6 separate regions of the Homo sapiens genome follow, and regions 1, 2, 4, 5 and 6 are each linked to region 3. A link is a loop called in an ENCODE intact Hi-C map of the cell type or tissue named here. Cell type or tissue: IMR-90. All regions are shown on one strand. Region 1 overlaps BTD (biotinidase). Region 2 overlaps GALNT15 (polypeptide N-acetylgalactosaminyltransferase 15). Region 3 has its middle 17 kb from the start of DPH3. Region 4 has its middle 110 kb from the start of MIR563. Region 5 has its middle 18 kb from the start of ANKRD28. Region 6 holds the start of LOC107986064 (a long non-coding RNA gene).

The links. A loop is a pair of places that touch in the nucleus more often than their neighbours do. Peaks named below come from ENCODE experiments on the same cell type or tissue, not always from the same donor. Only the 100,000 strongest peaks of a DNase experiment are listed, where the experiment ranks them.
Region 1: it touches region 3 in a loop (3.0-fold over the local background); 69 of 110 quality-filtered maps call a loop at or near these places.
Region 2: a loop joins it to region 3, with 7 times the contacts of the local background. A loop is called at or near these places in 60 of 110 quality-filtered maps.
Region 4: a loop joins it to region 3, with 6 times the contacts of the local background. A loop is called at or near these places in 2 of 110 quality-filtered maps.
Region 5: a loop joins it to region 3, with 10 times the contacts of the local background. A loop is called at or near these places in 93 of 110 quality-filtered maps.
Region 6: it touches region 3 in a loop (5-fold over the local background); 4 of 110 quality-filtered maps call a loop at or near these places.

What each region holds. Positions count from the first base shown.
Region 1 is chr3:15,628,341-15,633,340 of GRCh38, reverse strand. All of the region lies in intron 1 of BTD (biotinidase), which reads right to left. Among named protein-coding and RNA genes, the nearest start is that of BTD, 29 kb to the right of the region's middle. In IMR-90, a CTCF peak has its summit at 3,012; DNase peaks (open chromatin) are centred at 2,180, 2,470 and 2,990; H3K4me3 peaks cover 1,024 bases; H3K27ac peaks cover 2,505 bases.
Region 2 is chr3:16,175,938-16,180,937 of GRCh38, reverse strand. The region is part of intron 1 of GALNT15 (polypeptide N-acetylgalactosaminyltransferase 15); the gene reads right to left. Among named protein-coding and RNA genes, the nearest start is that of GALNT15, 3.8 kb to the right of the region's middle. In IMR-90, a CTCF peak has its summit at 2,417 (motif pointing right); DNase peaks (open chromatin) are centred at 407 and 2,437; H3K4me3 peaks cover 2,756 bases; H3K27ac peaks cover 3,890 bases.
Region 3 is chr3:16,245,022-16,250,021 of GRCh38, reverse strand. It overlaps a transcript of GALNT15 not described here. Among named protein-coding and RNA genes, the nearest start is that of DPH3, 17 kb to the left of the region's middle. RefSeq lists an enhancer at 2,386-2,680. In IMR-90, CTCF peaks have their summits at 493 (motif pointing right) and 2,534 (motif pointing right); a DNase peak (open chromatin) is centred at 2,561.
Region 4 is chr3:15,980,205-15,985,204 of GRCh38, reverse strand. No RefSeq gene overlaps it. Among named protein-coding and RNA genes, the nearest start is that of MIR563, 110 kb to the right of the region's middle. In IMR-90, no CTCF peak of the experiment used is centred here; DNase peaks (open chromatin) are centred at 1,794 and 2,164; H3K4me3 peaks cover 1,021 bases; H3K27ac peaks cover 1,881 bases.
Region 5 is chr3:15,813,594-15,818,593 of GRCh38, reverse strand. It overlaps a transcript of ANKRD28 not described here. Among named protein-coding and RNA genes, the nearest start is that of ANKRD28, 18 kb to the right of the region's middle. In IMR-90, a CTCF peak has its summit at 2,712; a DNase peak (open chromatin) is centred at 2,693; H3K27ac peaks cover 855 bases.
Region 6 is chr3:15,856,823-15,861,822 of GRCh38, reverse strand. It overlaps LOC107986064 (a long non-coding RNA gene), which reads right to left and starts at 1,709. Exons shown (of 10, transcript XR_007095831.1): 1 at 1,558-1,709. It also overlaps a transcript of ANKRD28 not described here. RefSeq lists silencers at 1,692-2,011, 2,092-2,371, 2,432-2,681. In IMR-90, no CTCF peak of the experiment used is centred here; a DNase peak (open chromatin) is centred at 1,992; H3K4me3 peaks cover 2,419 bases; H3K27ac peaks cover 1,342 bases.

The DNA of each region.
Region 1 (5,000 bases), 620 kb after region 3:
CCAAGCTTAATGAGGTAGAAGAGAATGAGTAATTACAATAAAAATAGGTCTAGTCAGCCGGCCCTCAGTATCCATTGTTTCTGCATCCATGGATTCCACCAACCTTGGATTGAAATTACTGGGGTGGGAGGGGGAGGAGGGAGCCCAATAAAAATAATAGCACAACAATAAAAAATAATAGCAATTTAAAAAATACAGTATAACAATTATTTATATAGCATTTAGTTTGTATTAGGTAGTGTAAGGGATCTAGAGATGATTTAAAGTGTACAGGAGGAAGTGTTTAGGTTACATGTAAATTCTACACCATTTGATATAAGGGACTTGAGCATCTGAGGGTTTCGGTATCCACGGGGTCCTGGAACCAGTCCCAACAGATACTGAGGGACAACTGTACATCAATTTGCCCTTCCCAAAGAAACATTTTACCCAAATTAGCAAATGCTGCTTTTCTCTCTTTGGCATCACACATACCTTCTCAGGAAAAAGTAAATAGGGCCTGTGGCAAGGACTCTGAAGGGTTCAGCAGGCAGCAGCGGGAGGTGCTCAGTTGTAAAGTGGCAGGACTAGAGGTAGGGCTGGAGGGGCCCAGGCATCCCCCAGAAGCCTTCCAGCAGCTACCAGGTGCTGGCCCGTGAGGTTATGCACGGGACGACTGGGGTGCGGGGCCTTCCTGGGAACAAGGGGCCCTGGAAGTCATGGGGTTCTTGGAAATACAGCAGCTGACCCATCTTTAGAGCTGGTCAGGACCTGGACCATAAAGAAAATGGTAACTAGAGGTGTGACAAGGTGGCAATGTACTTGCTTTCATTGAAGGGCATCTGACATAGGAGAGTAAACTGCAGGAAGGGTCCAGTGTGAAAGCACAATTGAGGCAACCATGTGCACGCCCTCTGAGATGAGGGCCTTGGCTCGTGGGGTGTACTGAACCCCACTTCCAGGGAACAGCAGAACCAGGAAGGTGCTGGCTTCAGACAGCCATGCAATTCCCAACTGTGGGCCAGCCCCAGGGGTTAGGTGTCAGGGGTCCAACAGTGGACAAGACAGACCCTTCCTCGTGGGGCTCGTGCTCTGGATAACTGTGTGAGATGGTGATTAAGCACAAAGGAGAAATGAGGCAGTGAAGGTGGTAAGGTGAGGCGAGGGGGACAATTTTAAGCAGTGTGGTCAAGGAAGACCTCGATGAGAGGGTGATGTTTGGACCGAGGCCTGAAGGGGGTTCGGGAGGAAATCACGTGGGTCTGCGAGGTGAGAGCACGGCAGGCAGAGAGCCTGAGGCAGGAGCATGCCTCACGGGCGGGTGCAAGAAACAGCAAGGACAGCAGGGGGCTGGAGCCAAGGGGACAAGGAGAAAGTGGCAGCAAAAGGAATCACAGAGAGAGAAATGACAGGGACCTGCTTAGTGGTCTCCTAACATCCCCCTGCATTTGTCCTCATCCTCTTCCATTCTGGACTCATAAGAGCAGCCAGTGAGATCCAGAGAAAGCCTGAGTCTACCAAGGTGCACCTCTGAAACTCTTCCAGTGACTCCCCAGTTCACGTAGCGCAGAAGTCAAAGTCCTTACAATAAGCCAATAGAAAGCATCTGGGAGACAGGAAACACTTGGCAGGTGGGGAGAGATGCAGAGTGGCATCTTGAAGTAAGCATCCTGATCTTGGACGGCCCTACAGAAGCTCTGCTTCTGATTTCATAAGGAAAACATTCCCCCAACACCAGTCCTGATCAGGAAGGTTCTTTCCATCTAATAGGAAAAATCAGTCTCAATTACATGGAAATCTATTTCATGTAAATTTGGTAATATGTCAATCACTAGATATTTTTACACACAAGGGATTTTTCCCCACCTTGCTAAATGATTCATCTTAATAATTAGCTGTGTTTCCTTCCTAGCCATGCTATTACAATAGTGTCTTCTGAAATAAAATGAGAGGGATTATTATTAAGGCATTCTTAATAATTTCAGAGGCAGATACATACATTAAAAAATCTTTAAAAGATAAATAAAACATCTTTTTAATAAAATATCTTGTCATTCTTTACTTGTCAGGGAGAATAGCAATCCTATGATTAGGAAAGGAGGCAGGAAAAGTTGGCAGAGGAGATGTCACATCCTGTGGAACAAAGCCTGAGGGAACTGCTAAGTCATTAGGAACCGGCATAGTATACATTTCTATGTGTAGTGACTGAATGCCAAGAAAAACATTGGGAAGTTCCAACAGTCTTTAAATTATTCTCATGAATTTCGTGACTTCATTGTCTAAATTCTTTTACATAAACAGGAGAAATAATGTCTATCTTCACCTAATTTATATGATCTGAATTTAAAGAAATCACAAAAATGATCTTTTATTTCCCAGAAAGTCTTCTCTTGCCTCTTGTTATCTGATTGTCACATCTGAGTGTGCTGGTCATGAGCTTGTCCGTGACCGGCCCCTGGAACAAGAAGCTCCACAATGGTTCTCGCGTGGGCAGCTTTGTTTAAACCCACCCACTACCAAGACGTTTGATGTCTCATTCGGAAAGTTCAAGGGTAAACACTTGTGAGTGACAGCTGATGATTTAAGCCTGAACTCACCAGCAACTGTGAATAAGTTATCAAGCTAATATGTCCTCTGAGTTGAGGTGGTAAATTGTAATTTCACTTTCAAAAAAAATTCCAGCTATTATTTTAAAAAAAGAGAATGATATACAGAAGTGTAACTGTGCACTGTGCCTTTGATTAGCCAGTTTCTGCTCCATTGGCTAGAATAATTTATCCTAGGAAACCAAATGTGCAATCAAAGGATCTTGACATTTCAACTGAAACACGTTATATCTTTCTTTTCCTCAAATGAGAAACTGCCTTCACAGTTTAAGTCAAATAAAACTTCTTCCTGAAATGCCCAGGTATTTAATGTAAGAAGGCTTTTTTGCACATGGAATTTGAATAACAGTCTGTCTTTCACTTTCTATAGACAGAAGGAACCCCGGCTGAGACTGATTCTCAGACAGTTGCTACTGCCACTCCGTGGACAAACTGAGTATCATTAACCCAAGTGGCTACGCATGTGACCTTAGGTATCGCAATAGCAGAGCCATTCTTAAGCAGTAAATGGATGGCTTTTCCCCCCTTTCCTTCTCCATTTCTAATACTTCATCTATCTCTTTTACAGTTAAACAAGACCCAGAAAGCATCTGACTTTCAAGATTTGAGTTTCATGAAAGCTGTTTTTTACTCACCACACTCCCACGATGGCATCTTTTTGAATTTGTTGCAATTTCATACAATATGACTGGATGTAAAAAGTGACGCTGCCCATTCCCCCTGTGACACACAGCGTCTGCGTGGGGAAATCTGTCTGAATTAAGGGATCTACAATCAATGCCACATTGCATTTTACATGCAATATAAACCGTTTGAATATCCATTATTATTATTTTTTTATCTTCCTGCCACACAAAGCAGAGAAAGCAGATGGTAAAAATTCCATCTTCATGGTGAGGGAAAACTCCAGGACTGGTTAGTAATGATAATGAGACTGGGAGCCAGGTCTCCTGGCTTCTGGTCCAGCCTGCCTAGTGCATGTTGAAGAACCAGGGCAATTTAGTGGTCAAGCTTTAATGACCACTGCGGAGGTGAAACCCTGTCTGTACTAAAAATACAAAAAGTTTGCCGGGCATGGTGGCACGTGTCTGTAATCCCAGCTACTCCGGGAGGCTGAGGCAGGAGAATCGCTTGAACTCGGGCGGCGGAGGTTGCAGTGAGCCCAAATCGCACCATTGCACTCCAGCCTGGGTGACAGAGTGAGATTCCATCTCAAAACAAAACAAAACAACCACCGTGGAGTCTTCAATACGCTGCAGGGGAAATAAGCAGAAATTTCAAGGTAGCTCTCCCAAGGGAGATTCTGGGTGATCAGACCAGAGCAGAGGGTCTCAAATGTAAGCACGCCATCAGAGTCACCTGAAGGCTTGAACACACAGATCTCTGGAGCCCATGCCTGGAAGTTTTGATTGAGTAGGTATGGAATAGGGTCTGAGAATCTGCATTTTATGGCAAATTCCAAGGTGATGCTGATGCTCCTGGTCTGAGTCACACTTGGAGAACCAATTGAGTAGAAGATAGAGGAATGTATATCCTATATTCTGACTCCTATTGTTCCCTTATGTCAAAGAAAGTTATGAGTCAGAAACATCATCTTCATTTCTCAGGTGCCTCTCCAATAGGGCTGATGGAATCTGGGCAGATTTCAAAGTATTTCTACCATATTTAATGAAAATAAGCAGCAAAGAAAGCATTAAACACTCAAACTAGAAGGAAAAATCTCCCCTAAACAATTTGATGCAGGTCAGTTAAAGGACTCAGTGCTTGTCTTAGCTATGGCAGGAATACCATTGAAGAACCAGGTTGTTATTGGTTTTTACTTAAATAAAATTCCTGATTTAAAAAAAGGTGGGGGGCAATATGGTAGACTAGATAATCTGAAAAATGTTTCAACCATATCCTGCAAAAATGAAACAGATTATTTTTAAATGCATATTTGAGTTTGCAGGAAAGTTAAAGGAAATCTTCGGTGGTCGAAAATGAACTGTGAAAAAGTCTTAAACTATTGATTGGAGACCTTGACCAGGCAGCAAGGAAAATACACACACATAAAGCTTTTCCACTGTCAGTCAGTCCTGGGACACATGAATGGTGGGGGCACTTCTAGCTACTCTGTTCTTCTGGAATGCTTATGGCTTCCAAAAACCATCGTCAAATTCTCTGAAATGAGTTTCAATGAGTGTCAGCAAGGTATTGCTTTTAAAAGCCTTTGGGAAATTTCTTACCCATTTCCTTCTTGGACTACCTTAAAGAACACCTTCTAGATAATGTGGACCTGAGGGCTTGACATCCAGAAGAAAAAGAACCAGTGCATGGAAAATGTGATGTCCTAGAACTACGTGTCAAAATTTTCAGGGAAGATGTGCTCAGAAATGTGGGCCATGTAATGGCTTTGTGATTATTAAATGTATGATG
Region 2 (5,000 bases), 69 kb after region 3:
GGTTGAGTGACTTGTACAAGGTCACACAGTAACAGGTGGTACCAGGATTCAACCACAGGTCCACAACTGTTTAATCACAGCTATGGGTACATAAACCAGGGAAACACAGGCTGAACCATAAAGGCAAGTTAAAAGCAGGTAGCACACAGCCAGCTACCGCTGAGTTGACATTTATGTTTAGGGACAAACTGCCGGGGCCATGAGGGAGCCTGTTCCTCTCTGCTCTCTTTTCTATTTTCTGACTCTAGTATTGCTTCCTACGTGGAAACTTCCCAAACTCTACCAGCTCTCCACTCGCTTTCTCTACCAGTAGTTCCCCAGACTATCTAGCATCAGCTTAAAAAAATTCTGATTACTGGGCTCCAACTCAGAACTCTGGAGCATTGCCAGTGAGGGGGTCTGAACATCTACGTCTTTTTAACAAGCAATATAGGGGGGTTGGGTGTGCACATACTTTTGGGAAGTCGTGGTGTAACTCCTCACTGTTGAAAAATGTGCTCTGTGGGCCAACAGTGCTGGTGCCACCTTGGAGTGCCTTTGATAGAAATGGAGCATCTGAGGCTGCCCTCCTGACCTGCTGAATTTGACTGCATTTTAACAGGATGCCTAGAAGATTCGCATGCACCTTAAAGTTTGAGGAGCACTGCTCTGGCCAGTCTGTTCGGCATAAAGAGTGTGCCTTAGAGCAGAGGTTCTCAAAGTGTCTCTGGATTGGGAGCAGCAGCAGCAGCAGTACCAGGAGTTTGCAGAAATGCAAATGTTGAGCCCCACTTCACACCCACTGAATCAGAAACTGGAGGAATGGAGGCCAGGAATCTGTATTTTTAACAAGCCATCTAGTTGTTCGGATGCACGCTCAAGTTCAGCCGTAGATGTAGATTACAAAGCACTGGCTCACACAGCAGCCTCTTTGATCCTAGGAACCCATTGCCCCTGCACTGGATACCAGGATGATCAAAGGAGAGCTGGGGCCTGGAAGAACTTTGAAAACCATCCGTGCTACAGGAGGCTAAATGGGCCGGGCTTGTTCCTCCCGCCCCTTCTTTGACAGCAGCTTTGAAGGGCTGAGTTAATCCCGTTCCTGTTTGCGGTTCCATCATGGGCTCTTCTCTATTTTGCCTCAGTATTCATTCAGTTTTATCCCCACCTCTGCCCCGAGGACCCTCCCTTTCCCACAGCACAACCATTTCATTGAGTTTGTTCTGTTCCTGTAAAGAATGGATTGGTTAGTTTGCATGGATTTACATTTCCCCTAATGATACAGTGCTGTAGGCCGCTTTCTGTGCCTTACTTTTTCACTCAGCAGGGGATTTTTAGGGTCTCCCTTCATTGTTGAATGTACCCAGAGTCTGTTGCTTCTAACTCAGGCTGAGTATCTCATAGGGTGCACCCAGCTCCTCCTGCCCTGTGACAAGACATCCTGGTGGCTTCCAGCTCCTCAGCACCATCAAGGATGCTGTGATAAGCATTTCCGCAACTGTCTCCCCATGGACCCGTGTGAGTTCTCCCCATTTTAAGATGAAAACACTTCCAGCCCATGTGACTTGCCCAATCTCTGGTCTGGAGAGTGGCAGACTGGCAAAGTGTAGTGTGGTGGTTAAGAGTATGACTTTGGTGTCAGACTCACCTGGTCAGATAACCTGGCACCAGTCCCTCCATCTTTCTGTGCCTCAGTTTCCTCATCCATGAAATGAAACCTACCTTAGAGGTTTTCTATGAAGAGTTGAAAACAAAAACCACTTAGCAGAGCCTCTAGCACATAGTAAGTGCTCAATAAATGTTCACTGTAATTTTGCCTCTCTTTTCAGAGACTGTCTTTTGACCTCTTTTCCACTGATATTTTTCTTTTTTGCTCTTGCATCATTGGTAATTTTCCTCAAATGCCACCTATTCAAACTGACCTCCAGAAATGACTCTAAAGGTACTCAGAAAAAGGCCTGTGGCCTGGGCAGGGGGGAAAGGACAACAGGCAGAGCTAGTTTGGGCATTTGGGTGTAGGAACTGGGCCAGAGGGGCTTGTCTGGCTTAGGAGTCAAGGATGGAATTGCAAGGGGATGTGTGGCTGGCGATAGCACGGGGTGCGCTACAGCCCGAGGCACAGGCTCCTGATGTCCTAGCGCTCTGCTGGTCCTGGTGGGAAAGCAGCGGTGCAGGGCCCGCATACTGCAGGCACTTAATATATGCCTGTTTCTCTTCTGTGTTGTATTGTGGCCCAGATTTAAAGGGGTAGGAGCCGAAGAGTCCTGTCACCCTGGGGGGAGGGTGGAGATCGTTTGCCTTGCTTTGCAGGGACTCTCTTGTGCATGCAGGCGAGGAATCCAGTTAAGGGAAGGCGCCAGAGCTTGAACCGCAGACTGGAGAGGGGAGTCTGCAGCCAAGGCCTGGGCTGCGCAGGCCGCACGCACCAGCCGGGGCCAGCAGAGGGCGCTGAGCACCTCCGCACAAAGCTGGCGGCCGTTCCGTGAGAACCCTGGCAAGCTGGGGATTGGAGAATCCAATCGTCTCCCTTCGCAGGGGTTGAGGAGTTTCCTCCCGACTGCCTGGGACCTTCAGTGCTAAAATCTGGGAAGTCTCAGGCAAGTCAAGACGAGTTGGTTACTCTGGCTGGAAGAAGCAACCACTGAAGTGTTGCACACACACATAAACGCACACGTGCACATCAAACACACACAGCACAAAATGTACCCACACTTGCACCACGCAACTCACAGTGCACATCACACACTCATGAACATCACACTACATGCATAACATACACAACATGCCTGCACATATACACATGTATCACTCACACCTCACATGTATAACATACATGCAACACACAAAGAATACATACGCACACATGTACCACAAAACATGTAAAACAAACACTACAGCACACACAGGCACAGTACATGCACAGTACATGTGCACATCACACCACATGCACAAGATACGCAATACACACGTATTACACCCATGCACACTACACACACAGCACACACAAATACGTGCACAGCACACACACCACAAAATTTACCTGCACTTGTGCCACATACAACATATCCATGCACTTTATACCACATGCATAATAAACACAACACACTTGTACATATATGCATATCCCATTCACACAATGCATTTATAGCACAATGCACCACAGAAGCACATCATACACAAGAAACACAGTTACAACACAATACCTGTGCACACATGCACCACGTGAACATATGCAAAACAAATAGCAAACTGCAACACACACCCAGATGAACAATGCATGTGGCATCACCCCAATACACAATACATATATGAACCATGCACATAATACATGCACATTAACACACATGCACACAAGATGACACATTGCACAATGCATAGCTGTGCATATCATATCACATACACAAAGTAACATGCACCAAGCATATAGGCACCACATAACGCAGTACCTGCATGTACTACACATACATGCACGACATCCATTTAATACACATAATGCAATGCACACACAACACAGAGAATATATACAACACACATGCACGAACATACATATACCATGACCCACAAATATGCATATTCACCACACATTTGCACTATGCAAACACACAGTCACACACACAGACCACTTTGGTAGCCACAGACCCTCTCGTTTCAGGCAATATTATTTCTTATCGGCAAAAAGAGGATGCTCACTCTTGCTCCAGGCCAGTGAAAAATAGTGTCAAAAAATTTGAAAACTATGTTTGTTCATTCAGCAATCACTTCTTTACTGCATGTTGGGCTTTGGGATGTACAATACAAACTCAGTCCTGACCTTCTAAGGGGCTCACAGCATAGCAGGGAAAGCAGGCATTCGACTGATAAATACATCAATAATCATTTGGCTTTAGTTTTGTAAGTGCTGTGAGTTAAAACTCCAGGGTGCAAGGAGGGCACAAAACTAGAATGGGGTGGGAATTTCCTGAAAATAGCTTTTAAAGGTAAGGCTTGAAAACAGTGTAGCGGGTTTGAAATGGAAGTAGGGTGCGGTGAGTGAGGCACCCGGGGCACACAATTTAAGGAGATGTTCACTCCCGGCTGCTGACCCTGCAATTGCACACCCTCGAGTGTGAGTGGCTGAGCAGCCAGGCTGAGGGGAACTAGATCAGGGATCCGAAGAGTGTGTGGCCCTGCTTCCAACTGCTGCCCTGCACAAATGTTTGCTTTCCAGGAAACTCTCCAGGCTCTGGGAGGAGCAATGGCCTATAGGAAAAGGGACCTAAATCACCAAACTAAAACTAACAAGCTGCCTTGCTCCCTGGATGCTGGTAACCAAGGCTCCCTCCTCAGTGGTCAGCCATGGTGACAGTAAGGGAGCAGGGGGTGTGGAGGATGGGCCAGCATCTCCCTGGGCACAGCTCTGCCCATCACCTACACTTCTCAGCTTACCTCCTGGGGCTGGGGCTGCCCTGGCAGGGTAAATTGCAGTCAGCACAGTATTCTGGCTCTCAGGCACTGGACCTGTTTCCTTAGTCTAGTGGCCCAAGGCAGGTGGCATGGAGTGGTGGGTCAGGCAGACTGGAGCTCACATGCCTGCATTCAAATCCTGACTTTGTTACCTACTAGCAGCGTGACTGGGAAAGCAACTTCACCTTGTTTTCATACCTATAGAATAAGCATGATGATACTACTAGCACCCATCTTGCAGAGCTGTGAGGACTTTCCAGGACTTTATGAGTTAATACATTAAAAGCTTGTAAAGTAAATCCAGACGCATGGGAAGAGCCCCCTAAATGTAAACTGCAATTGTTATTTTGATCCAAACTAAAAGCAAACACTAACAATAACCCTAAAATCAAAATGTAGTGGAGTCAGAGTGTTAGAACTGGCAAATGTCTGCTCTAACCTCCCTTCTGTGTTATAGAAATAAAGCCATTTGACCTAAAGACAGAAGAACTAGAACCCAGGACGGAGAAGAGAATGAACAAGCAAGAGTCCTCACTTTCTGCTTTCTAGGACAATGATTCTCACCTGAAGGGCTTGTT
Region 3 (5,000 bases):
TCTCTCCTGTGTTGGTACGAAGGGGTCTTTTTGTTGGCAGGATTATTTCTCCAGCAGGACCAAAGGACACTTGAATTTCCCATGTGGCACAAAGGTGCCAAGAGGAAAGCACCCCTCCAGAGGAGATGGGCTCAGAGAGGAGGAAAGGGCTGGATTTCCAACCGACTCTCACTCCCCAGAGGTCAGCATCTGAGACACAGGCCAGAAGAAGCCAGCAGTTCTGGTTTCCAGGGGCCTATCAATGTCATCCCTGATCCACTCAGAGGAAGGGAGCACTCTGCCCTTGCCAATGTGAGAACGCCCCAGACGACTGGAAGGGAGCAGATAGGGCCTTTGCACCCCTCCCCAGCCTGTCCCTGCACCTCTGGCCAGTTCCAGGATGCTGGTTGTCAGGGCCCAGTCAGCCAGGGTCCAGCAGGCATATAGGACAACCCTGGACACTGCCAGGCTGCTCCCCAACAGCCTAAGAACTCACTAGAGTGGGCAATAGGGGGCGCTAATCCCCTATGGCTATGTCTGAAGTCAGATTGTCCTTGGTTCAAATCCTAAGTCTGCCACTTATTAGTGGGAATTGTTTTAACCTCTCTGAGCATCAGTTTCTTCTATAAAATGGGGACAATGATATTCTTTCACAGGGTGCTATGAGGGTCAAATGAAATAACAATTGTAAGCAGTTAGCACAGCACCTGCTTCATACTCATGTACATCCTTGCTTTGCCTTTTTCTAGTTTGATTCTGGGCATTTTAGCCTCTCTCTGTCCGGTCTTCCCATCTGTGAAATGGGGAGAGTAACAGCACCGGCCTCACTGGAGTGTTGAAAGGACAAAATGAGTTAGCATAAGAAAAGCACTTAGAACAAGGCCTGGCATGTGGAAAAATGTGAAGTAAGTGTCTGCTACTCCTCTTCATTTAATCAATATTTGTTAAGTTCTTGCTATGTGCCATGCATAATGATAGGAGCTGGAATGGTCCATGTTATTAACCAGTCTGCTTTCCACAGACTCCTAGCTGGTCAGGAAGTTCTGCCCTGCCTGGCCATGCCCCATCCACACACACATTGACGAGGAGCCCACCCCAGCCAAGGTTCTGTTTGGCTCCCGTCTGGGGCTCCTCAGTCTCCATCGCCTCATTCCCAAGTGCAGGAAACTGATTCCAAGGATAGTGCTTTCTATACATTGCAGAAATAGTGCTGGAATAAGGGCATCTCTGAGAAGATCCGTTCAGCTGTCAGAGAGCACTCAGGGATGCCTCCCACTGGTGTGCAGAAGTAACTGGCATGAAAGTACGTTAGAATTCACCACCCACCTGAGGTAAGCGAGGCATTTAAAAATGCATACCTATTTCAAGTAAAAACAGATGCCTCATTGTCATTTCTGTGACTCTCACAGTGATTTTGTCTTCAAGCTGTCTTTTTTTCCTCTAAGGAACTGAAGGCACAATGACCTGGGATTGTCAGTGTTCTCTACTGTGTCCAAACTGGATGCTGTTCAGAGAAGGGCTCATCATCCGGGGCCCAGCAGTCTTCTCCCCCGACAACTCCAGCTTTTCTGCACTGCCCATTCTCTGCCCTTTTTTGCACTCACCTTAAATTGTATTCCAATATCCTTACACGTGATTTTATATGTTCTTATATCACGGTGTGTATGTGTGTTTCGGCTTATGAAAGACAGAGATACAGATACAGAGAACGAGGAAGGGAGAGAAGGAATGAGAGAGAAAGAGCATGAGAGAGAGAATAAGAGAGAGAATGAGAGAGAGAATGAGGGAGAAAATGAATTAGACCACAAAAGCAGGGCATAGACCACGAGGATGTTTATTTGCCTGCTGGCTAAGGCACCTATATTTTCTAGGGCAGAATAACTTTTCATGTGTTTTGAGCGGGGGAGGGAGGCAGTGAACAGTAGCTTGAACGATAGCTTCTCTGTAAACATTGTCAGTAAACTGCAGGAGAAACACCGCCCCTCTTCAAAAACGACTGTAGTGAAAATGGAGCAGGTGGGACTGCGGCTAGGAGGCTGGTAGGTGGGCTGTAGAGTTTTCGCCACCAAATGACCGCAGCTGTTCACAGATGAGCTGGAAGCCTGGAGTGCCACATGTGCATGCCACTTCGTTCCTGGGACAGCCCCTGTGTGTGCTGGGTGACGTGTCGCCACCAAGCCAGGCCTCATGAGCACAAGGTTAGATCCTCAGTGCTAAAAAGGTGCTGGGTCCGGGAGGGGGACAGCAGACTGAGGTCGAGGGAAGCCCTGGAAATGCTGAGAGGTCAAGGGGATGGTGAGGGACTTTTATGTTCCCAGTACAGGAAGACAAAAAATGTATTTCAAGAGGAAATGATGCTTCATTTACAACACACTTTCCCAGGTTATCTGATTCTGGGCCTTGCGTTGTCTTTTATCAGTTGTGGGGTTGGAGTGAGTGTGGGTCACAGGCGTGCCTGTGCTTCTCCAGGTTTCACAAGCCCCGTTGAAGGGTGCAGCCTGCTGCTTTAATATTTGTTGCAGGCTGACCTGGTTCCTGTTTTAGTTCTGCCACTAGGTGGCGCAAGCTAACCAATTAGGGCTGCGGCGCTCAATGCAGACGGCAAAGGCATCATGATCTGACGTTCCTGGATTTGAATCCTTTGTTAGTTTTGTGACCTTGGGCAAGCCACAGTTTCTCCTTCTGTAAATTAGACATGATGAAAATCACCTTGCAGGGTGGTTGTGAGGATTAAATGAAAAGACATGTGCTAAGCACCTTGCACAGTGTTAGGCACACAGTCTAAATTGCTGCTTTTCTCTTTTCTTGTTCATCCATTCAATACACACTTATTGATCCATATTTCTGTGTCATGGCTGATAAGGACTTTGTCTGCAAGCATCCTTTAGCAGAAGGTCTTACAAACAGACACACACACACACACACACACACACACACACACACACTACAGTCTTTGCTGGAATATAAGATATATCTTCTACCCCCTGGTTCAAATTCATCCAAAATTTACTCTGTGCAAATGTATTTATGTATGAAAAGCCACATTCTGAAGAGGAAACACAATGGTAAATATATAGCAACAACAACAACAGCAAACACTGTGAATATACTCATTTCATGCTTCTCTAACTTTCTCAGAAAAATTACAAGCCATAGGCCTCACAACTCATCAAGTACAATGTCAATTTTCCCACCTAATTTTTATTTAAAATATTTTATTCCTGTAATACTTTCATTTCAATTATTTATTGCTATAAATACTTTTCTTTTTAATCTATATAATATTATGCTTTTCTTTCCAGAGTTAGAAGAGTATTCCTATATATGCAGAATCTATTATTCCCTACTGGGTTCTGCTATAGAGTATTACATGAACAAGATAACATGTTTCCCTCATAAAAACAATTTAAAATCCTTTTCAGGCTGGGCGCGGTGGCTCACGCCTGTAATCCCAGCACTTTGGGAGGTCGAGGAGGGCAGATCACGAGGTCAAGAGATCGAGACCATCCTGGCCAACATGGTGAAACCGTCTCTACTAAAAATACAAAAATTAGCTGGGTGTGGTGGCATGCACCTGTAGTCCCAGCTACTCAGGAGGCTGAGGCAGGAGAATCACTTGAACCCGGGAGGCGGATGTTGCAGTGGGCCGAGATTGCACCACTGCACTCCAGCCTGGCAACAGAGCGAGACTCCATCTCAAAAAAAAAAAAAAAAAAAAAAACCACTTTCAAAACATGTATGTTTGTCCCAGAGGAGGGCACAGTGACCCTTAGGACAGTTCCCTCAGGATGGCCCTGGGCTGTGGGCCAGTGTGCTCTGAGTGGAGGGTGTGTGAAGAGGAGGTTGTAGGGGCCAACTTGCGAGGGATTTGCATGTAACACTAAGGAGGTCAGGTTGTTTCCACAGGAAACTGTGAGCCACAGCAAGCTTCTGAGCTGAGGAAGATGGGATAATGCCCCCAGCCATAATCTCTTGAAAAAGCAAGGTCCATCCAAAGCTGAAGGCCAGATAGCTTCATTCACAGTCATACCCCAAACCTTCTTCCCATCCCACCTCCTCTTTTTCCCTCTTCCTCCTTCTACTGTTCATTCATTCAACAAATGTCTATTACCCATATACCATATTGCAGATACTGTTTTAGACACTCCAGTTAATCACTGAAAAAATAGTGACAAAGCTTCTTCCTCCCTGGAGCTTGCAGAAACACTTTCTCATTATGATATTTGCATATGCATGTGTCTTCTTTCATATGGGCCTCCTGAGCTGTTTGCGGCTACAGTCCTCCATGTGGAAGAAGCCGGGAATATGGCTTTTCCCCTGAGGCCCAGCTGCACCCCTGCCCTTCCCATGGATTGGGGAACCCTTCCTTCAATTTCATGTGATGCTTCAGTATTTTTCCAGTAATCTCCCCTGCTTCTACAGGACCAAACCGGTTCAATTTCAGTTTCTGTCACATGCCATCAAAATGTTCCTGCTAGAAAGGACCCAGCCAAGAAAACTGGAAAGAATTTCTTGATTATGTTTAGGATGTAGGACCAGCCCTAGAGTGGGGCCAAGGGCCCTGTGGCAGGATTCCCACAGGTGTCTGGATGGCTGGGCCCTGTTTCCGTTCTAGGGCCTAAGTTGGAGACTGAATGTGCATCAGCCATGTTAGTCTAGAAAGCCTGTGTTATAAAGGAAGACTGTGCTCATGTGTGGTTTAGTTTGGGTTTCCCTGAAAGCAGAGCATGAGACAAGGACTGGATGCAGGTGGTTCATGAGGGGTGTGAACCTGGGAAGCAGGAGTGTGGGAGTGAGGATGTGAGATGGGGCAGAAGGAGGCGCCAATATAAGGACACGTTAAAGTTGCCACTTGATTCTGTTGACCCTCTTAAAAAATATACAGGATGCGTTGTATAATTATCCACCTGAAAGACAGAGGCCAGACATCCATCCACTGGTTCCCATCCCCTCAGTGACTGAGAGTTGTCCTGGGAGTGTTAACTGTCCTAGCAAGCCAGGGTGCTTGCTCCCTGGATGTT
Region 4 (5,000 bases), 260 kb after region 3:
CTGGAACAAGACAAGAATGCCCACTCTCACAACTTCTATTAAACATATTATAGTACTAGAAGTCCTAGCCAGAGCAATCAGGCAAGAGAAAGAAATAAAAGGCATCCAAATAGAAAAATAGAAAGTCATTTCTCTTCACTGACAGTATGATTTGATACCTAGAAAACCCCATAGTCTGCCAAAAAGCTCCTAGACCTGATAAATGACTTCAGCAAAGTCTCAGGATACAAAATCAATGTGCAAAAATCAGTAGCATTTCTATACATTAATAACACTCAAGCTGAGAACCAAAGCAAGAATGCAATTCCATTTACAATAGCCACACACAAAAATAAAATAAAATAAAATATCTAGGAATACATCTAACTAAGGAGGTGAAAGATCTCTATGAGGAGGACTACAAAACACTGCTAAAAGAAATTATAGATTACACAAATGGAAACAAATGGAAAAGCATCCTATGGTCATGGGTTGGAAGAATCAGTATTATTAAAATGCCAATATTGCCCAAAGCAATCTGCAAGATTTAATGCTGTTCCTGTCAAACTACCAATGTCATTTTTCACAGAATTAGAAAAAAACTATTCTAAAATTCATATAGAGTCCAAAGCAATCCTAAGCAAAAAAAAAAAAAAAAAAAAACCAAAGCCAGAAGCACCACATTACCCAACTTCAAATGATATACAAGGCCACAGTAAGCAAAACAGCATGGTACTGCTACAAAAATAGACACATAGACCAATGGAAGAGAATAGAGACCCCTGAAATAAAGCTGCACACTTACAACAAACTCGTATTCAACAAAGTCAACAAAACTAAGCAATGAGGAAGGACACCCTATTCAATAAATGGTGCTGGGAAAACCGGCTAACCATACGCAGAAGAATGAAACTGGACCATTTACCATATACAAAAATTAATTCAAAATAGATTAAAGACTTAAATGTAAAACCTCAAACTACAAAAATTCTAGGAGAAAATCTAGGAAATATTCTTCCAGACATTGGCTTAGGCAAAAAAAATTATGATGACCTTAAAAGCAAATGAAACAAAAACAAAAATTGACAAGTGAGACCTGATTAAACTAAAGAGCTTCCACACAGCAAAAGAAACTATCAGCAGAGTAAACAGACACCAACAGAATGGGAGAAAATATTTGTAAACTATGCATCTAACGAAGGACTAATACCCAGAATATATAAGGAATTTAAACAAACCAACAAGAAAAAAAAACATCAAAAAGTAGGCAAAAGACATGAACCAACACTTCTCAAAAGAGGACATACAAGTGGCCAACAAATGTTAAAAAATGCTCAACATAAGTCATCATCAGAGAGACTGCAAATCAAAATGACAATGAGATACCATCTCACACCAGTCAGAATGGCTAGTATTAAAAAGGAAAAAAACAACAGATAATGGCAAACAATTTTTCACCACTTTTTAAAAGTAATAGTTTGTTTTCTCCTCCCTTCCCCCACCACCCTCACCTCAACCCTTGACCCTTACTTCCAGTTTTCTGGGGGTATTGGGTTGTCCTGTTCTCTTCTCAGAGGCTGGTGGGAGGACCTGTAGTTGAACATTCAGAACTCATTAGGGCCTGGACCAAGCAGAGCCCCAAGGAAAGGGGAAGCAGGGAAACTCATTCTCATCTGAATCCTCATCTCACATCAAATTACTCCTCAAGCCTGAACTGTGTGGACACTTTTCCAGATGACCTGAGGGCACCAAAGCAGCCTTTCAGTTTCAACTTCATTCTTCCCTCCCTCCCAGCAAGTCCAGGGTTTTCCGCCTGACCAGACGTGTTTTGCAATGAGGTGCATGAGTGTTGCTTTCCTCTCTGGCAAACACAGCTTCTCCTTACACAGTTCAAGATGTTAGTAAGTGCTATTAATTGGGAGCTAATTTGCATACTTTATGGATTATTTGTGGTTTGTAGCTAAGGGGATCAGAGCTTGCACACACAACCCCACCCTACCCACTCCTGTAGGGGCCTGAATTACCCCAGTCTGCTCTTCCATGCTGAGGGAGGGCAAGGGAATAACAGATTTATCATGCTAGGGCCCAGGGCACCCTGGAAATGGAGCTGACACACTCCCCTGAAATCCTGCATGACACAAAGGAAGCCCTTCTGTAGCACATGACTGGGAGGCTGGCTGCATGACATAGGCGCTGTGTGATTTAGTCCGGAGATTTTTGCCAGCACCCCTGCCCTGAGTCACGCAACCACAACCATGCTGGCATTAGAATTCTGAAGAGGTTTTTCAGCTTTTTGTTTCGGCTTTTTTTTTTTTTCATTATTAATCTCGGCCCTTAAGTGCTTTGTGTTTATAATTAGTCATAAGCCTTGGGATGGCACCATTCGCATCATCGTGCAGGCGTCCGCCCCCTTGCTTGCCCAAGTGCTGTTAATTAGCCCTGCAAAGATAGGCAAGCCTGATTGGCAGCAGCTTTTGCAAAAGACTCCCAGCGCTCTAGGCAACAAAGAAAACCATCTTAGCATCTCAGCATTATGGCTGTCATCTGGATTCTTTGCTTTCTCAGTCTGCCGCTGGTGAGGATTTCATGGATGCATTTATTTATTTTGAAATGTGAGCACCAATGTTTTGGCAGAAATTCATAAACCTATGTGAAAGTAATGTCCTGTTTGAGATTTGTCACAACTCTTAGGAAGGGATAGAACAGGGGCAGGAGCATTCACTTTTACATTAAGAATGGGGCTTACAGTTTGGAAAACTGCTTGACAGTATCACTAAAGCTAAACATAGACACACGCTATGACCCAGCAATCTCACTCCTAATTCCCACAGAAATGTGGCATGTGTTTCCCTGACAAAAGTATTAAGATGTACCTAGCTGCACTATTTGTAATAGCCCCAAACTGGAAATTGCCCTAATACCCATCAATAATATAATGAATTTAAATTGTAGTAAATTCATGCAATGGAACACTATACAACAATAAGAATACAAACTACAATTACAACAATATGGATGAGCCTCATAAATGTAAAGTCGAACAAAAGAAGTTAGACACAAAAGAGGATATATTATGGCATTGTGTTTATATAAAGAAAAAAACTGGTTAAAAGTAATCTATGCTATTAGTTCAAATAGTGGTTAATTTGCAGGAGATGGGGTAGTAGTGACACAGAGGGTTTCCTGGGTACTGTTAATATTCTATTCCTTGATTTGAAGGTTGGTTATAACAGAGTGCTAATGTATTAAAATGTATTGGTTGTAAGCTTATTTTTGCACTTTTCTGCATGTATATTATGCTTCAGTAAATAGTTAAAGAAAAAAATGAACTAGGAAGTTTTCTTCAGTAGGAAGCTTTACGGTTGATTTTAATAATTTAGTAATTGCAGCAATAAGGTTATATGGGCCTGGGATGTGGTATCCTAGAGAGAAACCTGGGTCTGCATTGAGGGTGGGGCTCCCTTTTCCATGGGCTGTGGTTCTGAAAGCCTAGAGAGCCATCTTAGCAGCATCTCAGAGAAGAACTCATGTAAAAACCAGATAGATGATCTGAAGAACTGTAACTATGGAAGAGAAAGTCAGAAATCAGAGACAAAAGGGATGTGACTATGTGTAAAATTTACCAGATTCATCTCCAGGGCATTCTAGACATGGGGTCTAGGGCCTGAGAGCGTCTCAAAATCCTATACAATTTTCTGAGGCCTTGAAAAATGTATGATGACTCCAAAATGCAAAACAGAAAATTACATAATTAAAATCAATAAATGTTTACAAAACAAGGATTATATCAAGTAATTCAGCATTTCTTAAACATTAATAAGCATACGAAACACCTGGGGATCTTGTCCGACTACAGATTATGATTTAGTAGATCTGGGGTGAGGCCTGAGAGTCTACATTTCTAACAAGCTCCCAGGTAATGCCAATGCTTCTAGTCCCTTGACTTTGAATAGCAAAGAAATAGTTAATTGCAGCTCAACTGAACTCTTCCATAGTTATAAATATAATTTTTAAAAAAACAACAAGAAAATAAAATGAATGGCCAGGCTCAGTGGCTCACGCCTGTAATCCCAGCACTTTGGGAGGCCGAGACGGGTGGATCATTTGAAGTCAGGAGTTCGAGACTAGCCTGGCCAATGTGGCAAAACCCTGTCTCTACTAAAAATACAAAAATTAGCCGGGCATGGTGGCAGGCATCTGTAGTCCCAGCTACTCAGGAGGCTGAGACAGGAGAATGGCATGAACCCAGGAGGCAGAGGTTGCAGTGAGCCAAGATTGCACCACTGCACTCCAGCCTGGGTGACAGAGAGAGACTCCATCTCAAAATAAATAAAATAAAATGAACATTTTATTTTTATAAAATTCAAAATAAAAATTTTATGGTGATAAAAATATGCATAAAATTTACCATTTTACCCAATTTTGAGCATATAGTTCAGTGGCATTAAACACATTCACACTGTTGTGCAACCATCATCACTATTCATCTCCAGAACTTTTCCATCTCTTCAAAATGAAACTCTGTGCCCATTAAACAATAATTCCCTATTTCCTTCTCTCCCCAGCCCCTAGCAACAACCACTATTCCACTCTCTGTCTCTATGAATTTGACTCCTCTAGGTGCCTCATATAAGTAGAATCATGCAATATTTGTCCTTTTGTGCCTGGCTTATTTTACTTAACATAATATCTTCAAGGGTCACTCATGTTGTAGCATGTGTCCAAACTGGATTCCTTTTAAAGGCTGACCAATATTCCATTGTATGTATGTGCCTGCTATGGTCTGAATGCTTGCCTCCCTCACAAATCCCTAAATCCCTATGTTGAAATCCTCACCCCTAAGGTGATGGTATTAGAAGGTGGGGCCTTTGGGCAGTTATTGGATCGTAAGGGCCATGAATGGGATTAGGACCCTCATATTAATATAAGAGACACCAGAGAGATTGCTTACCCCTTCGACCATGTGAGGACACTGAGAAAAGATGGCTCTCTATAAAGAGGGATCTCACCAGTCACTGAAT
Region 5 (5,000 bases), 430 kb after region 3:
CCTAATTTATCAGTTAAACTTTATCATAGGGTATGTATGTACAGGTTGAGTATTCCTAGTCTGAAATGCTTGGGACTAGATGTGTTTGTGATTTTGGAATATTTGCATAAATGTAATGAGAGATCTTGGAGATGGGACCCAAGTCTAAACACGAAATTCATTTGTTTCATATACATCTTATACGTGTAACCCAAAGGTAATTTTGTAAACTATTTTAAATTTGTGCATGAAACAAAGTTTCTGTTAAGTACTTATTTGTGGAATTTTCCACTTGTGGCGTCATATGAGCACTCAAAAAGTTTCAGAGTTTACAGCATTTCAGATTTTGAATTGCCAGATTAAGAATGTTCAACCTGTGTCGGACAAAACATAGTATATATAGGGTTCAGCACTACCTGAGATGTTTGGGCTTCCGTGGAGTGAGGGAGGGGTGGCATATATCCTCTGTGGATAACGGGGGAGCTCCTGTATCTGTTTTCTTTACGTTGTCTCTGATGTCTTTCATCAGTATTTTGTGATTTTCAGCATACATAATCTGTACATATTTTGTTGAATTTATACCTTAGTATTTTTGAGTTTTGGGGTATTATTATAAATGGTACTGCTTTTTGTTTTGATTTCCAGTTGTTCATTGGTAGTATGTAGAAACAGCAATGGTAATCTATGACTTTGCTAAACTTATTAATTCTAGGCATTTTTTAATAGATTCCATGGAATCTTCTATAAAGACAATCATGTTGTCTGTGAATGCAAGCACTTTTATTTCTTCCCTTCCAAACTATATATCCCTTATTCCTTCTACCCTTATGGCAGTGCTCTTTCTTTCAATATGATATTAAGTAAGAGTGATTAAGAGCAGGCATTCTTGCTTGTATCTCATCTTAGGAAGAAATTAGTGGTTTCCTGGTAATTTTATATTTATTTAAATATATAAATCTCAGTATAGCGATCACTTAGCAAAGGAATCTTAGTTAATTTTATTTACTAGGTTGCCCTCCAGTTTTCCTCATAGGATTCATCAACTGGTATATCTTGTGATTCCTAAGGAACTGTATGTCTGTCTGTCTCCCTCTGTCACAGATACACACAACAAACTTTTAGGAGAGCACTTATTGCACTGCTTTGTAGTTTACTTTTTATTTCTCTTTTCCCTTATTAGAAGGTGAGTACTTAGAGCAATAAGAAATGGTGCCTACCGGTAGCTCTAGGAACTTAATGTTGTGAGCAATTGATATTAGGTTGGACCATATGAAATTGCCGATGTTAGTTTATAACCTATAAAATTTTCTATCTAGTTGGGACAAAAACAAAATAACAAGGAAAAAAAAACCATGGTACTTCTACTGACAAGATAAAATCATCAGTATGTGAAATGTTTGTGCGTGAGAAATTGTTCATCACTGTTACATGTTAAGGAAAATCGTAGAGTGGACATACTGATGAAATGAGTGAGACACAGCCCCTACCTTAAACGATGCTCACTCTGTGGAAGACTGGGCCTTTACAGTATTCAGATGTGTGCTTTTGTTTGGGTTTCTTTTGGTTTTGGTTTTGTTTTCTTACAGAGACAGGGTTTTGCTGTGTTGTCCAGGCTGGTCTCCAACTCCTGAGCTGAAGTGATCCTCTCACTTTGGCCTCCCAAAGTGCTGGGATTACAGGCATGAGCCACTGTGGCTACCTCCCTCCTCTTTTTTAATAGAGATGGGTTTTCAGATGTGTTTTAACTCTATGATTAATCTATGCACAACCTATGCACATATTTACTCTCAGTTTGGATTTACTCATTATCCTAGCTTCCTATCTCTCAGTGTCTTGGATTATAAGACACTTTGGCAATAACTTCTATATATAAATTGAGACGATTGACATACTTTGATAATTTTATATGAAAAGATGCTCTTATACATTTTTCAGTTTCATGTAACTTAAATGTTTGTTAGTTAGCATCTAGTGGGTTAAATAGTGTAGTAAAATAAAGGGCACCAAACACTTTTCCTTTTGAAGCAACTTTATAGAACAGAAAGACTTTAAAGCAGTCATAGTCATAGCAGGAAAAATAAAACTTTCTTACTTGAATATTTCTGTGTAGTGTTTTTTAAATTGTAAATTATAGGTGAAGAGACACTGTAGTATTTTTTATCCTTAGGCTGTTAACTTAAGCTGGTCTTAATAACCCCATATTACAAATCAGGGAAAAGGAAATACATGAGAGATTTTGTGTAAGTTTCATGAAACCTGAAACTATTCTTGTGTTTACTGCTATATTCCGTGCATTTAGCATATAAATAGTTATTAACAAACAATTATTGAGTAAATATTTGTGGAGGTAGGAGGCTAGGCTAGGTGGATTTGGTTAAAGTAAGAAAATTTAATTTTTCTATAAGATATGTAAATTTTAGTTAATACAATGAAAATCATTGCAATTACATGTTGCCTGATAAGCATCAAGAGCCACATAGTTTTTGAGGCAGTTTGATTTGGTAAATGCCATAGTAACAGAAGGCGGTTTTCAATCAGTCAGAAATACGCTCGTGATATTGTTTTGAGCTTGACTATTAATATAACAAGATTAAAACATAATTATGAAAACCTGTAAAGCCTCTTCTATTTGAAACCTTTGTTTAAAATACATGACTCAGGGAAGACATTAACTTTTTAAATGGACGTACTCAAGAAATTAATTTTCTTTGGTATTTGCTGCCACCATATGGCAGACTAATTCTATTACCATATCTGTTACATGCTGTAGAACCTAAAATAATGTACCTTTAATATTTTCTGATGAGGTTGATTTGTTCATAAATAATTTTGACAAGGGAAGAAATAACAGATTTTTATGTTTAGAACTATAGCTGACCTTCCTCCAACTATCCAAGGATAGTTTATGTCTTCTAACATTTTAGAAGGCATTAATTACTACAATAGTAATTACTATAACAAAGATGATTCTTTGTCATAGCATTGATGACGATTCTTTCAGAACAATAAGAAGTGTGTGGGTGGTGCAGTGGCTCACTCATGTAACCCCAGCACTTTGGGAGGCCAAGGCAGGAGGATCGCTTGAGCCCAGGAGTTTGAGACCAGCCTAGGCAACATAATGAGACCCCATCTCTACAAACAAATTAAAAAATTAACTGGGTGAGGTTATGCATGCCTGTGGTCGCAGCTACTGAGGAGGCTGAGGTGGGAGGATCATTTGAACCCAGGAGGTTGAAACTACATTTGGGCCACTGTACTCCAACCTGGGTGACAGGGCAAAATTTTGTCATAAAAGAAAAACAAAAGAAATGTGGTTGGCCCCACACTTTTATGTAGGGAATGTAATTCTGACATTTGTTCTTTCTAGGTCATTGCACTTGAGAATTATGGCTCCATAATTTTTTAGGCCTAATTTTATTTATGTGAAGACAAGCCATTTCACTAAAATTAACTTGTGGGAATTTTATTTTTTATCTTGGGAAAAGTATTATACAAGAATATATAATATTCTTAGAAAAATTATTATATATGAATTTTAAAATAGAAGCAACCCAAATATTTACTCTTAGGAAATTAAATACAGTATTTTTGAATGGAATGTCATATTCAGGGTGTTGCGGAATATTTAAGGTCCACATTGTTAAATGAGGAGTGATGGAGACAAGCAAGTTACTAAATAATATGTATGTATTATCCTAACCTTTAAAAAAGTATATATATATACTTTTTATATATAATATATGTATAAAATTACCAGAGTTTTCTTTGAGAGATATTGCAGTGATTTCTTAAATTTATGTATTACTGAAATGAGTATGTTCTACATATTCAAAAAGCGTATAGATTGAATATTTTAAACTTTTCATAGGCAGTTTCTTAAATCAACACGTCCCCATGGGTAAATAATTGCTGATTAGTAAGTAACTGAATATATTATTAGTGAATGCATTTGAAAAGTTTGTGTGTGTATATGTGTGTGTGTGTGTTTGTGTTTAAGATTTATGAGAATGACTTGTTGCTAGGAATTCTAAGAAACAAACACCACTTTTTAAGTCTCTTCTGGGAAGCCAATTCTGTTTAATATATAAAGAAAGCCTTTAAAAAATGTTTTGTTGCCCAGATTAGTATTTTTTTTCTTGATAGAAGGATAAAAGTAAATTCTGAATTAATAAAATCCAAAGTAAGTTTTTGAATATTATCCAATAATTCAATGTTTTGTTAAGGTACTAGTTATTTATAAATAACATAGCCCTTAATTTCTAGGATCAGCGTATTCTTTCTTTTGATATCTGTTTTCTGCTACAGGCCTGTGATTGGAATTGAAACAGTACAACTGCCTCCACCAGAGGAAAATAGTATGGGAATTCCTATTATGGTAGGTTATTTTCTAGTAGTCTCTTGCAGTAATATAGGCAGCTCTTGTAATTTGTTAGTTTGTTGCTGTTTAAGCCTCCTTGTAACTTAGCTTTCATACATAACTGTATGTGAGTAAATAGTTAGTGTCAGCCAAAAAGTCCTTTATTGTAGAAACATTTATAGTAGTGGACCCTGTGTTAGTGGAAGACTTAGTATAGCCGTTTTATAATTCAAGTAAATTTTCAGTGGAGGGGGCTTATAAATCTAAGATCTCTGTCTTGGAGAAGAAAATGTTAAACAGCTGAAAATAATGGTATCGCAACTAGTTTTATTTATTTTGTTCTGAAATACTAAATTACTAAAGGTTTTCAAACTTTGGTTTAGATGTATGCATCCTTTTGCTCATAGCTCATTCTCTTACATGTTAAATGATTGTGCTGCACACTTTAAACATTAACAGTCATTCAGTAATCACTGGGGAACCTCAATTATTTGAGTGACTCCTATGTTTTCATGAAAGTAGTTTTTAAAAAATCTCACAACCTCCAGGTGTGTTGGACTGCAGGCACTAGTGAAGATAGGATAAGCTTGTTTGATATCATTGGTAGTATTTGTTAGGCTTCTTATGTCAGATTCAAACATATTGAAATATTTTTTAGAGTATA
Region 6 (5,000 bases), 390 kb after region 3:
TTTTCATTAATTACTGTTAATTAGAAAATTTCAAAAGAGTCCTGGAAAGTTTCATTAGCTTCAATCACAAAATCTATTAAAATGCATATTTAGTCCATAAATTCATACTCTCAAACACACTTACATTCTCCCAAAAAATCATCTTTGCCATGTTCCTAATCAGGTTCTCATTGTGTTTTTAAATTCTAGAAATTTAACCTAGAGGAGAGATTATTTGGTGGGAAGAGGAGGGCTATATTAATTCCTGGCTCAACATCCATAGTGCTTAACAGGCTTACTTATAAATGAGGGTAAATCCTAACACTCCTAGGCCAAGATAGAACACGACTGGATATGGCACATTGGTAATTATTTACAAAGCTAACTTGTAATCACAAAGTACTGTAGTAATATTATCACAACATCTTTGTTTTGGAGAACTCAAGTGCTTTCACGACATTAACTCATTCACCCTCACTGAACTGATAAGGAGGGGTTGGGTGACAAATAGTATCTCTATTTTATCTGCTGGAGTTGAAATAAAGGGTAAAGGAGCTACTGAAGAGAATGCAAAGCAAGAGCAGTTTGATTTCCTTTTTAGCCTCATTATGACGGTTAGATCACAGTTATGAGAATTCCTCCATTTTAAGTAGAAAATATCATGACGAGGGACATAATTTTAGGTAAGAAATTGTTTCAATGGAACCATAGCATGGATATCTCAAAGAATATTGGAAGGGTCGTACTATCAGTTAATCAGGTGTGTTTTTTTATCTTGCACTCTATTTTCTTTTTTTTTTTTTTTTTTGCGTGGCTAAATCTAAGTTTTTTGTTATAAGTGCAGCATTACAATAATCTGATAGTCCTGACGAAGATCTCCATTTCTCTAGACTGCCATTAGGCTCGAATCGATTCTCTAAAGTCCATCCCAAGAGACACAACTGATGTAGTGGGTAGAAGAGACTTTTAAAAACCGACCCTGACGTCACACGTTTGTGTTTTAACCATCTGCACCTTTTATAAACCAGAGGCTGGAGCCGCCCGGGCGGACAGACCCAGGCGCACAACAATCTTCTCCCACACGAGCCTGGAATGGCAACAGCGTGCGGCTGGCTAAGAAAGAAAAGCCGTTTCAGAGCTGCGGGGTGGCGTGGGGGTGTGTGTGGCAGGATGAGGGAGTCATTCCTCTTCTCCTCCATCCAAGGATGCTATTTATTAGAAATCCTGCACATCTTTTTTTTTGTTTGTTTAAGAAAATTGATTTCTCTCGAGTGGGAGGCAAAATGCTTCAGATGCGAAAGGGGTGGAGGCAGCAAGCCTGGCTGGGGAGCTTTCAAGGGAAAACCACACAGCTTAGCTTCGGATTGGGACTACGGGCAGAAAAACGATTGGGCGTCCACAACCTGTTCGGCTGCGAAGACGACGCCCTTCCGTCCAGAGTGCCAGCATCACCCCCGCCCCTCACCCGGTCTCGGCCTGCAGCCCCCGGGGAGGACAGCAGCGCCCCCCATTCCGTGACCACCTCTCATCCCACTCCTTGGCTCCCCACCCTCCCCAAACCCAGGGGCACATTCTCACGCTTTCTCCACGTGCAAGTCCGGCTCGCCCATCGCCACTCGCCGCAGCCCCCAGGTGCCCACCCCTTCCAGCCCTTCCGGTCCCTCACCCAGCTCCTTAGTCTTGCCCTGGCTGAGGGAGGCGTCCGCGCTCCACCTCCACGTGCGAGTCCCGGGCCGTTCCCCACCTCCCCACGCCACCTCCGCCCCGGACTCCGCCTACCACGCCTGAGGCGGCAGCGCCTGGGAGCCGGGACACCTGGCCGCCCTCCCCCGGCCCGCACCCCTGCCGACTCCCCCGCCCCGCCCGAGCCGCGGCCCCGCGCCCACCCTTGCGGCTTCCTCCGCATGCCCCTCCCGTCGCGGTAGGCGGGGGGGTCACCAGCGAGCGCGGCGGCGTGGCCAATGGGCGCTCGGCTTACTCTGGCCTCTCCCCCGCGCGGCCGCCAATCGCGGCGGGCGGTGGTGGTAATATTGTGGAGTTTGGATGCCGCCGCTGCCGCGGGCTGGAACGGCGCGGCCGCGGGGGCTGCCAGGGTATTTCGGGAAGGGGGCGTGAGGAGGCGGCGGCGGCAGCGGCGGGTAGGGCAGGCAGCAGAGGGAAGGAGAAAGAAAGGAAGGAAGAGGGCGGGGAGTCCTCAGAGGAGGAGGCGGGACCGGCCGGGCACCTCACCTCTCGGCGGCGGCGGCGGCGGCGGCGGCGGCGGGCGGCCGGGGAGGCGGCGCCGCCCCCTGCCCGCAGGTCTTCTCAGCGCAGTCGGCCGCGGACCCGCTGGTCCCGGGCAGCGGCCAAGGCTACTGGGGCGGGAGCAGTGGGCCGGTCGGCGGCGGCAGCGGCAGCGGCGGAGGAGGAGGAGGCTGGAGTGGGCGCGGAGGCGACCGCCATGGCGTTCCTCAAACTCCGTGACCAGGTAGGTGAGGGGCTGCAGGGCGGGATCGCGCCGTCCGGGAAGGAAGGGAAGCAGGGCGGACCGGCGGTGTGGGCCGCTGGGACGCCCGCTCGGCGGGGTGGTTGCGAGGGAAACGGGGGTCCTGCCCCGGGGACCTGCGCGAGACGGCGGGCCGGGGTCCGCGGGCGACCCGCCTGTCAGAGCTGCCGGGGCCTGGGTGAAGCCCACGTGCCGACGGGGGTCTAGCCGCTGCAGCAAGAGGGGCGGGTTCCACGCTCACCGCCCTCGCGTCGGGCGAGCTGCCGGGCAATCGCTTCCTCTTTCCTGCCAGGTGAGGCTCGGGCCTAACAGGTGGCTTCCCCGCTGCCGGGCGGGAGCGGTACTGGCGGCCGTGACCCAGGGTCACGACCTTGTTCTGTTTGCTTGGCTGGGTAGTGCGAGGGACTCTCTCTCCGGGTTAAAGGCAATTGATTCCTCTTAGCGACTAGTTACTCAATGCAAGTTTCCAGACTTGTTTTCTTTTGACATTTTGTGCACCATCTTGTTACTTTTCTTGACTTATGAAGAGCTGGTCAAAGAATACAAGTCAAAATGACTTGTAATTCTCTGGAACTGAAAAACTACTTTGTATCTAGGAACGAAATCGCAACTGTATCTGAATGTTTTGTACACCTAAACATTTGGAAAGATGGGTAATAAGGCTTTTGAAGGATCCGGACGCTGCCAAACATTTTCCCCCTCTTTTAAGGAAAAGGAAAATTAATGTGTGACATTTACACATTAATTTGTCGCAGGACACTTACTAGTGTTGACAACTTATTTTTGCCATTGTTTTCCTGAACAGAAGATGTTGAACAGATTTGAAGGGAAAATAACTTGGATGTTTTGGAAAACTATTTTGAAAGTGAGCACCCCGTTTGCGAAAACAATGGGGAAGAACCTGAGACTATTTTTTATATTACTTAATAAAGATTGCACCTTAAATTCTGAATCTAATATCAAGAATTCTCATTTCATAAGTGAATTTTATGTTTAGGCTGATCGCAGACCTTGTGTATCATTAGGTATCAGAATGGTCTTGCCTGGTGTTAACATCAGGTCATGATACTTTGAAAAACTACGGTTTAGTCAATACAGTTTATACCTTGTATTTCAAATTATACAACTGTTCTGTCCTATAAGAGAGCCACTAGCCACATGTAGCAATTTAATTGAAATTAAACCAAGTTCCATAGTTTTGCTAGCCACATTTTAAGTGCTCAGTAGACATATGTAGCTATTGGCTATTGTATTGGATAGGACAGACATAGAACATTTATCTCATTTCAGATAGTTCTACTGGACAGCAGTGTTAGAGAATAGCAGGTAAAGCACAGTTATAGCAGGAACCATTTCTGCTAATTCCAGTACAGTCCGTGCATCTTATACTCTTAACAGTGTGAAACTCGAGATCTGGGTTTTCCAGTAACCTTTACCAGTCAAATGGCACTTTGTGCTTCCATTGTTAATGGTTGAAGTAATGACTGATCGATGTTTTCCTTTGTTTCTAGTCCTGCATTTTTGACAAAGTTGTTTTTGTGATTTAGATTACTATGTGCATTAGAAATTTGGTGAACTTTTAGGAGAGACTCATATTTGATTCACCATTAGGTTTTAACAGAAACAGGATTGTGTTTTTCAGGATTGTGTTAAGCAAAAGTGCAACTGGATTTTATTTTGGAATTGCAGTTGTGAGAAAATTGTGATGCCACTCCAGTCTTATGTATATCCATTAATCTTCAGTGGTAATATTGAACTTTAAAATGCCACTTGCGGCCAGGCGCGGTGGCTCACGCCTGTAATCCCAACACTTTGAGAGGCCGAGGCAGGCGGATCACTTGAGGTTAGGAGTTCAAGACCAGCCTGGCCAACATGGTGAAACCCCGTTTCTCTTAAAAATACAAAAATTAGTCTGGTGTGGTGGCACGCACCTGTAATCCCAGCTACTCTGGAGGCTGCGACAGGAGAATCGATTGAACCCGGGAGACAGAGGTTGCAGTGAGCGGAGGTTGCACCACTGCACTCCAGCCTGGGCGACAGAGCGAGACTCCATCCCAAAAATAAATAAATAAATGTCACTTGTAAACCTAATGGCTCAGGGAGAACGAACATTGAGGTTTTCCTCTAAACTACTGAGTAATTGGCTCATCTGGTCTCTCTTGGAAGACTTTGAGAAATAAGTTTGGTTTTGCCTAGTTTAAAGGGAATAGCTGTTTTTAGAGGGCATCTTATATGTTGTTTTATTAGCCATTGGAATTGATGGTAAAAATGAAATAGAAAGCAAATACTCTTAAACTTTCCCGTCTACAGGAAAAGCAGGTCAGCTAGATTATTTTGTTTGGAGTAATGAAGAAGATACGGGTAAGGACATACAGACTTCTAAAGCTGGATGGTACTTGCCATAGCTTTTAGCTCAAAAGCCTTATATACACTTGACATAGGAAGTAGTAGAATGTACTTTTTTAGGTCTGTTTCGCTGTTCACCTTGTATTTTGTTTTCTTTTGGCTTTGTAAACTACAGTTTAATACATATAAG